Linked DNA regions of Homo sapiens: region 1 is linked to region 2. A link is an interaction called in ENCODE POLR2A ChIA-PET data of the cell type or tissue named here. Cell type or tissue: PC-3. All regions are shown on one strand. Each heading gives the region's core, and the rest is flanking DNA. Links, peaks and the distances in the headings are about the cores only.

Evidence for each region. ChIA-PET counts read pairs that join two places held together with the same protein. Peaks named below come from ENCODE experiments on the same cell type or tissue, not always from the same donor. Only the 100,000 strongest peaks of a DNase experiment are listed, where the experiment ranks them.
Region 1: POLR2A ChIA-PET joins it to region 2 with 5 read pairs; 7 of 35 experiments call an interaction of 5 or more read pairs at or near these places.

The regions. Positions count from the first base shown.
Region 1 is chr2:85,892,150-85,896,542 of GRCh38, reverse strand. It overlaps ST3GAL5-AS1 (ST3GAL5 antisense RNA 1), which reads right to left. Exons shown (of 3, transcript NR_110569.1): 3 at 4,291-4,393. Among named protein-coding and RNA genes, the nearest start is that of ST3GAL5-AS1, 5.1 kb to the right of the region's middle. In PC-3, for the core only: no CTCF peak of the experiment used is centred there; a DNase peak (open chromatin) is centred at 2,512; H3K27ac peaks cover 1,120 bases.
Region 2 is chr2:85,940,374-85,944,766 of GRCh38, reverse strand. No RefSeq gene overlaps it. Among named protein-coding and RNA genes, the nearest start is that of ST3GAL5-AS1, 53 kb to the right of the region's middle. In PC-3, for the core only: no CTCF peak of the experiment used is centred there; no DNase peak of the experiment used is centred there.

The sequences.
Region 1 (4,393 bases), core at 314-4,313, 48 kb after region 2:
TCATCTGCCAGAAGACCACTTGCTTACTGTTGACCAACTCCTCTTCCTTACTCCTTCCTAATTCCTATTTTCACAGCCGTGGTTACATTTCTTCCTTGGTATTTAAACCCCTAATTTTATTTATTTATTTATTTTTATCTATTTATTTATTTTGAAATGGAATTTCGCTCTTGTCACTCAGGCTGGAGCGCAATGGCACAATCTCGGCTCACTGAAACCTCCACCTCCTGGGTTCAAGCGATTCTCCTGCCTCAGCCTCCTAAGTAGCTGAGACTAAAGGCACATGCCATCATGCCCAGCTAATTTTTGTATTTTTAGTAGAGACAGGGTTTTGCCACATTGGCCAGGCTGGTCTTGAACTTCTGACCTCAGGTGATCTGCCTGCCTCGGCCTCTCAAAGTGCGGGGATTACAGGCATGAGCCACTGCACCTGGCCTAAACCCCTAATTTTAGTAGGTCAGGGAAATAGATTTGAAACTGTTCTCCTATCTCCTTGGCTGTAGCAACAGACTAAAGCCTTCTTCACTGACAATACTTATTGTCTCAGTGATTGGCTTTCTGTGCTGGGAGTAGTGGGACTTAGACCAAAGCCCTATTTTGGTAACAATTTCAGTCATGTGAGCCCCTGGGTGGAGAATCCAGCTATACTGTACCTGACTTAAACTGTGAGATAATAAAGATGTGTCGTTTTAATCTAATTTGTGGTAATGTATTACACAGAAATAAAATAAGTATAGCCTGAAACTAATATGCCTATCAGTATACCTACCTTATCCTTCAAAACCAGTCTCACCCCTTTAAGAGGTGGCCTTGAGCTCCAAGACGGATTCTGCTGTGCCCCCTTGATGCTCCTAGGGCTCTTTTTTTGGGGGTGGGAGGACAGGGTCTCACTCTGTCACCCAGGCTAGAGTGCAGTGGTTTGATCATGGCTCACTGCAGCCTCAAACTCCTCAAGCAACCCTCCTGCCTCAGCCTCCCAAGTAGCAGGGACCACATGTGCAAGCTACCACATCCAGCTAATTTTTTAAATTTTTTTGTAGAGATGAGGTCTCACTATATTACCCAGGCTAGTCTCAAACTCAGGGTCAAGCGATCCTCCCACCTTGGCCTCCCAAAGGGCTGAGATTGCAAGAGTGAGCCACTGCACCCTGCCTTTGGCTCCTTGTTAGTTTTTCTCTTATCTTGTTGTTTTACTGGTTTTTGTTTGTTTGTTTGTTAGAAGTGTCTTTCTCTTCTGTTAGACCATTTGATCCTTCAGGGTGAGGACTATGTCTTAGTGTATTAGTCTGTTTTCATGCTGCTGATAAAGACATACCCATGACTGGGTAATTTATAAAGAAAAAGAGGTTTAATGGACTCACAGTTCCATGTGGCGGGGAGGCCTCACAATCACAGTGGAAGGTGAAAGGCACATCTTACATGGCGGCAGACAAGAGAGAATGAGAACTGAGCGAAAGGGGTTTCCCCTTATAAAACCATCAGATCACATGAGACTTCTTCACTACCACAAGAACAGTCTGGAGGAAACTGCCCCCATGATTTAATTATCTCCCACTGGGTCCCTCCCACAACATGTAGGAATTATGGGAGCTACAATTCAAGATGAGGTTTGGGTGGGGACACAGCCAAACCCTATCACTTAGGTAGGCTTGAGGCAAGAGAATAAGGTCTGGAGGCAGGGAACCTAAGGCTGATTTGCACTGACTTCCTAAAATTGAATCAGATGGAAAACCCCACCTCTCCATACCCAAGTAACAAAAGGATCAGAGGCCACTCCCTTTGCACTGCATCACAGATGAAAAATGGAAAGTACCTCTGACTGGTCCCCTCCCGCAACCAATCAGACTGGTCACGGTTCACTCCTTTGTTTACATAGGGTATAACCAAGTAACCAGTGGGAAACCTCTAGAGGGTATTTAAACCCCAGAAAATTCTGTAACCAGCCCTCTTGAACCATTCACTCGGGCCATTCCTACTCTGTGGAGTATACTTTCATTTCAATAAATCTGCGCTTTCTTTCCTTCATTCTTTTGTTGCTTTGTTTGTGCATTTTGTCCAATTCTTTGTTCAAAACGCCAAGAACCTGGACGACTACTGATTTGTCAGGACCCTCTACTGGTAACAGGCTCTGGACTCTGACATCCTGGGTTTGAATCCTGACTTTGTGACCCTGGGCAGGTTGTTTTATCTCCTTAAGTTTCTCTAAGCCTCGGGTTCCTTGGGTAAGATATGGGGATAAGAGACCCTACCTTAAAGGGACACTGTGAAGATAAAATGAAGTAATTTATGTTATGCACTTAGCATGATGCCTCACACATAATAGGCTCTCAGCAAATATTTGTAGAATGAATATATGGGTGAGGGACAGACAGAAGGGCAGCCTGAAGATGTGCCTGGATCTGTCAATATGCATCACTCCACTAACAGAAGAATTCATTCCATGAGGGATTGTTTCCTCAATCTGAGCCTCCTCTGCCAACCGCCAGCCTTCCCATGATGTTTTTGTGTCATCTTTTTCCCTCCTTTGTTTGTTTTACTCCCGCTTCTCCTGTGATTGCTCACAGGAAAACATTCCTAGAAAAACCTCAAGAGACCAACTTCCTTTGTGCTTCAGGGCAGCAGACAGAGCCTGTGTTCTGTTGGCTACAGCTGTGCTCCAGCCCCCGAGGGCCTGCGGAAGAGACAACGTCTCAGGGGGACCAGACAGAAGTCCAACATAAAAAGACAATGCTTCAGTAAGTAACCTGGGCCTGAAACTCCAACACGACAAGGTTATGTCACAGGGCAAGGGACCCCTCACCCCTCCTGCCTCACAGACTTCCTCGGTCTTGGCTGCCACCAACATCTTTCTTCCCGCCTTTCCTTCTGGCCACCTACAAATCAGTCACATCAGCATCACCCCTAACAGTTTCAAAGACACTGGGCCCTCAGGGAAGGCACAGCTTCTGTCATGGCATGGGATGAGGGCCATTTGGCAGGCAAAAAGAAACAGGCCGTTTGGAGAGACCTCTTTGAGACCTCAGTAATTTGAACCAATGACTCCCTACATTTTTACTTATTGCAAAAAACAACATTATAACAACATTAAAACAGATTTGTTAAAAAGGAAGAAAGATTACTTGTGATCCCACCACCCTAACACAACTATTTTCTTTTTCCAAGTTCTCTTCCAGTTTTTGGCCACATGATAGATGTTTGCATACGATGTGTTGCCTTTTTAATTTTTTTCACTTAATATTATATCCTAAGTCTTTTCCAGTATTGACATATGATCTTCACGTTGGCCACATTTTTCTCCCTGCAAATATTCCAGCCAATTAGACTGAGGCATAATTAATGATTTCTTAACCTTTGGGGATTCTTGTTCATCCCCTGGAATCTCTGAGGTTGGCTCTTGGCAAAGCTGTAAATGAAAGTAAGTTTGGTTTTGGGGCCCATCTGCATCCCTTGCAAATCTTCTTTCTTCCCTGCTAGCAGTTCTAGCCTAAGAGTTCTATTGCCATATCCCATTCCCCAACCTGTTCTCTAATATTGCGCTGCCAGTCATTGCACTATCAAAAAAAGTAATAATATAGGTTCTAATTTTTCCTCAGTGTAAAAGCAATACATATGCATGTTGACCAATATGGGAAATACAGAAAAGCAAAAATAAAAATAAGAAGTAAAAATCTGCTATAATCTTGCTGCTTACGATCATATGCCGCTGAAGATCCCATTTGCCTGAGCTAGGTACTTTCCTCCTGGACCCTTCTCTGCCTTCCAGCCTCATTTCATCATTGCAACTTGTGTTGCATAAGTAGGTACATAGCGAATCAGTTGGGGCATCTGGGGTTGGCTAGTTGAAACCACAGAGGAACTTACTATCTCATACAGGTGAAATGTACGGAGGCAAGATGGACTTCAGGACTGGTTTGATTTAGTGACTCAAAAATGTCATAAAGGAAATGGTTTCTTTCTAACCGTGGTCTTCTGCTTCCCACAGCATTACTTTCTTCCTAAAATAAGCTCTTCTTGTAGTCCAAGATGTCTGTCTTACCAACAGCTTCTGAGGCTACTTACTGCCTAGTTCTTGTCTAGCAGAACATGAAAGCATCTCTCCCCCAGCATCCAATAAATTCCTGAGACTTCCTCTGATTGGATCAGTGTGGTTCCTGTGGCTACCCATGAACCATTCCTAGTGGCAAGGAGGATGGGGCAATGGGGCTATCTGGGTGGCTGAGACCAGTAAGTCTCAAACTCTGGTCTCAGGATCAATTTACACACCTAGAAATTACTGAGGATCCCAAAGAATCTTTTTGACATGGTCTTTCTCTTGATATTTGCCAAATTAAAAATTAAAACTGAGAAATTTTTAAATATTTAATTTAATTTAAATATTTAAATTTTAAAATAT
Region 2 (4,393 bases), core at 232-4,231:
CAAATAAGTGCTGCTATGAATATTTTCAGGTTTGTCTTTTGATGAATTTACATTTCTGTTGGGTATTGTTCCAGCTACCTATTACTGCATGACAAAGTGTCCCAAAATGTAGTACTATCAAACAACACTCATTTTATTATACCCATGGGCCCTGTGGGTGAGGAACTTGAATGGGGCATGGAAGGTATGGTTTGCTCTGCTTCACCTTGCCTGGGGTCTCAGTTAGGAAACCTGGATGGCTGGGGGTGATTTGAATGCCAGGGCAGGAGTCATATGGAGACTTCTTGCTCACAAACCTGGTGTCTGGGCTGGAATAAGTTGAAGCCTGCACTTACCTGGGACTAAACCTCAGGTTCCCTCTCCATAGCCTGCCCCTGTGACTTAGGCTTCCTCACAGCAGGAAGGTCTTGATATGGTCAAACTCCCTGCCTGGAGACTCAGGAATCTAAGAGAAATCATTCTAGAAAGAGAAATGGAAGGTGGAAGGCCTCTTATGAAATTTTTCTGTCTGCAGAGTCTCATAGTGCCACAAACACCACATTCTATTGGTTGAACTGTCAAGCTCTCCATAATTCAAAGGCATTTGATATAGATTCTGCCTCTTGAGGAAAGATGTGTAAAAGAATTAGACACATCCTCAGGAGTGGAATTTCTGGGCCACAGAGTATGCACATACTCAGTGTTGGTGCTGCCAATCAATTTGACAAAGGAATTATATCAGCATAACCCCCATAAGCAGTGTATGAGAGCTCTGCTTGGTCCTGCCTTTTTCATTTTAGCTATTCTGTTGGGTGTGAAGTAGCAGCACATTGTGACCTTAATTTGCATTTCCTTTAGATTTTCCTGATGCCTAATAATACAAGTTGTAGTGGGCTGAGTGGTGTCCCCCAAAAATATCACATGCTTTAATTCCTGAAAGCTGTGAATGTTGCTTTACGTGGTAAAGTTTTTGCAAATGTGATTAAGTTAAGGATTTTGAGATAAGTAGATTATTCCGGATTATCTGGTGGGCCCTAAAAACCATTGCAAGTTGATATGGCTTTGCTCTGTCCCCATCCTAATCTCATCTTTGTAGCTCCCATAATCCCCACATGCCAGGGGAGGAATCTAGTGGGAATTAATTGAATCATGGGGCAGGTCTTTCCCATGCTGTTCTCTTGGTAGCGAGTAAGTCTCACAAGATCCGATGGTTTTATAAAGGGGAGTTCCCCTGCACATGTGCTCTTGCCTGCCACCATGTAAGATGTGCCTTTCTCCTCCTTTGCCTTCTGCCATGATTGTGAGGCCTCCCCAGCCATGTGGAACTGTGAGTGCATTAAATCTCTTTTCCTTATAAATTACCCAGTCTTGAGTATGTCTTTAGTAGCAGTGTGAGAACAGACTAATACAGTAAATTGGTACTGGTAGAGTGGGGTGCTGCTGTAAAGATACCCAAAAATGTGGAAATGACTTTGCAACTGGTTAACAGACAGAGGTTGGAAGAGTTTGGAGGGCTCAGAAAAAGACAGGAAGATGTGGGAAAGTTTGGAACTTCTTAGAGACTTGTTGAATGGCTTTGCCCAAAATGCTGATAGTGATGTGGACAATAAGGTCCAGGATGAAGTGGTCTCAGATGGAGATGAGAAACTTGTTGGGAACTGGAGTAAAAGTCACTGTTGCTATGCAAGGAGACTGGTGGCATTTTACCCCTGCCCTAGAGATCTGTGGAACTTTGAACTTGGGAGAGATGATTTAGGATATCTGGCAGAAGAAATTTCTAAGCAGCGAAGCATTCAATAGGAAGCAGAGCATAAAAGTTTGGAAAATTTTCAGCCTGGCAGTGCAATAGAAAGGAAAAACCTATTTTCTGGGGAGAAATTCAAACCTGCTGCAGAAATATGCATAAGTAACAAAGAGCCCAATGTTAATTACCAGGACAATGGGGAAAATATCTCCAGAGCATGTCAGAGACCTTTGTAGCAGCCACCCCCCATCACAGGTCTGGAGGCCTAGGAGGAAAAAATGACTTCCCAGGCCAGGCCCAGGGTCCCACTGCTGTGTGCAGCCTATGGACTTTGTGCCCTGCATCCCAGCCATTCCAGTCGTGGCTAAAAGGTGCCAAGGTACAACTCAGGCTGTGGCTTCAGAGGGTGCAAGCCCTAAGCTTGGCAACTTCCACATGGTGTTGAGCCTGCAGGTGAATAGAAGTCAATAATTGAGGTTTGGGAATCTCCACCTAGATTTCAGAGGACTTAGGGAAATGTCTGGATGTCCAGGCAGAAGTTTGGAGCAGGGGTGGGGCCCTTATGGAGAATCTCTGCTAGGGCAGTGTGGAAGGGAAATGTAGGGTTGTAGCCCCTGTAAAGAGTCCCCACTGGGGCACTGCCTAGTGGAGCTGTGAGAAGAGGGCCACCATCCTCCAGACCCTGGAAAGGTAGATGCACCAACAGCTTGTACCGTGCACCTGGAAAAGTCACAGACACTCAACACCAGCCTCTGAAAGCAGCCAGGAGAAGGGCTGTACCCTGCAAAGCCACAGGGGTGGAGCTACACAAGGCAATGGGAACCCACCTCTTGCATCAGTGTGGCCTGGATATAAGACATGGAGTCAAAGGAGATCATTTTGGAGCTTTAAGATTTGGCTGCCCCTCTGGATTTTGGACTTTCATGGGGCTTGTAGCTCTTTTGTTTTGGCCAATTTCTCCCATTTGGAATGGGTCTATTTACTCAATGCCTGTATTCAGGAAGAAGCTAACTTGCTTATGATTTTACAGGCTCATAGGTGGGATGGACTTGCCTTATTTCAGACAAGACTTTGAACTGTGGTCTTCTGAGTTAATGCTGAAATGAGTTAAGACTTTGGGGGACTGTTGAGAAGGCATGATTGGTTTTGAAATGTGAGGACATGAAATTTGGGAGGGGCCAGGGAAGAATGATATGGTTTGGCTGTGTCCCCACCCAAATCTCATCTTGAATTGTAGTTCCCCTAATTCCCATGTGACATGGGAGGGGCCCAGTGGAAGGCAATTGAATCATGAGGGTCGTTCCCATGCTGTTCTTGTGATTGTGAATAAGTCTTATGAGATCTGATGGTTTTATAAAGGGCAGTACCCCCATACATGCCCTCTTGCCTGCCACCATGTAAGACGTGACTTTGCTCCTCCTTTGCCTTCCACCATGATTGTGAGTCTTCTGCAGTCACATAATACTGTGAGACCATTAAATATCTTTCCTTTATAAATTACCCAGTCTCAGGTATGTCTTTATTAGCAGCATGAGAACAGACTAATACACTAATACAGACTAATAATTTATAAGAATACACTAGTGTTCTTTTAAAAGAGAGGCAGAGGGAGGTTAGACATTCACATTGGAGAAGGTGAGGGCAAGATGGAGGTAGAGGTTGGAGTGATGCAGCCACAAGCCAAAGGAAGCCAGGAACTGCCAGCAGCCCCCAGAAGTGAGAAAAGCCAAGGAATGGAACTTCCTCAGAGCCTCCAGAGGGAGCAAGGCCTTGCCAATACCTTGATTTTGGACTTCTTACCTCCAGAACTTTGAGAATACATATCTGTTGTGTTAAGTTGCCATGATTAGGGAATTTGTTACAGCAGCCCCAGGAAACTAACACAAATGTATTTTTGTTTGTTTACCGGCCATTAGCATATCTTCTTTCATAAAGTACTCATTCAGGTATATTGCTCATTTTCTATTGGGTTGTCTACCGATTTGTTTATTGATTTTAGGAGTTCTTTCTATATATGCTGTTTCTTTTCTTTTCTTTTTTTAAAATATATTTTATATAAGTTGAACTGGTTTGTGTTCCCTGAGAAGCAGAGACTGAGGTGGTAGAAGTGTAAAAGGCTTACTGTGGAGTACACTATGAAAGAAAAGGAAAGAAGATGGGATTGGGTAAGGGGAGCCATCGATCTGCAATACAGCCCTGGTGGCCTCTGATAACCCCATAGGGAGCTCTGAAGCAAAGACCGCCCATCAAAGGAGCCCTGATTCAGGTGGAAATAGCTAGGCCTTTGTATCACTGCCTTCTTTAGTCACTGGCTGGAGCATACTCTGCAAAGAGCACGGTTGGTTACCTTTGCCTTTCTGAATTATTGGCCGAGGATGGCCTCCAAGAAGAGCATGACCTTGGCTCAAAAGCTGATGTGGACCTGAAGCATCCTGCCAAAAGCAGGACGTCGTGAGTTCATCACACTCCTCACAGCTCCACAGGGGGTCCTTTCTTAAAGGAGGACCTGAATGGTGCATTCACATTGCCATGAGTCCTATATTGTAAATGCCTTCTCCCAGTCTATGCTTATCTTTCCCAGTTTAAATGATGTCTTTTGATGGACAGCAGTTCTTGATCTTAATGTAGTCCAATTTTTCTTTTTTTCCTTTATAATAAGTTATTTTTATG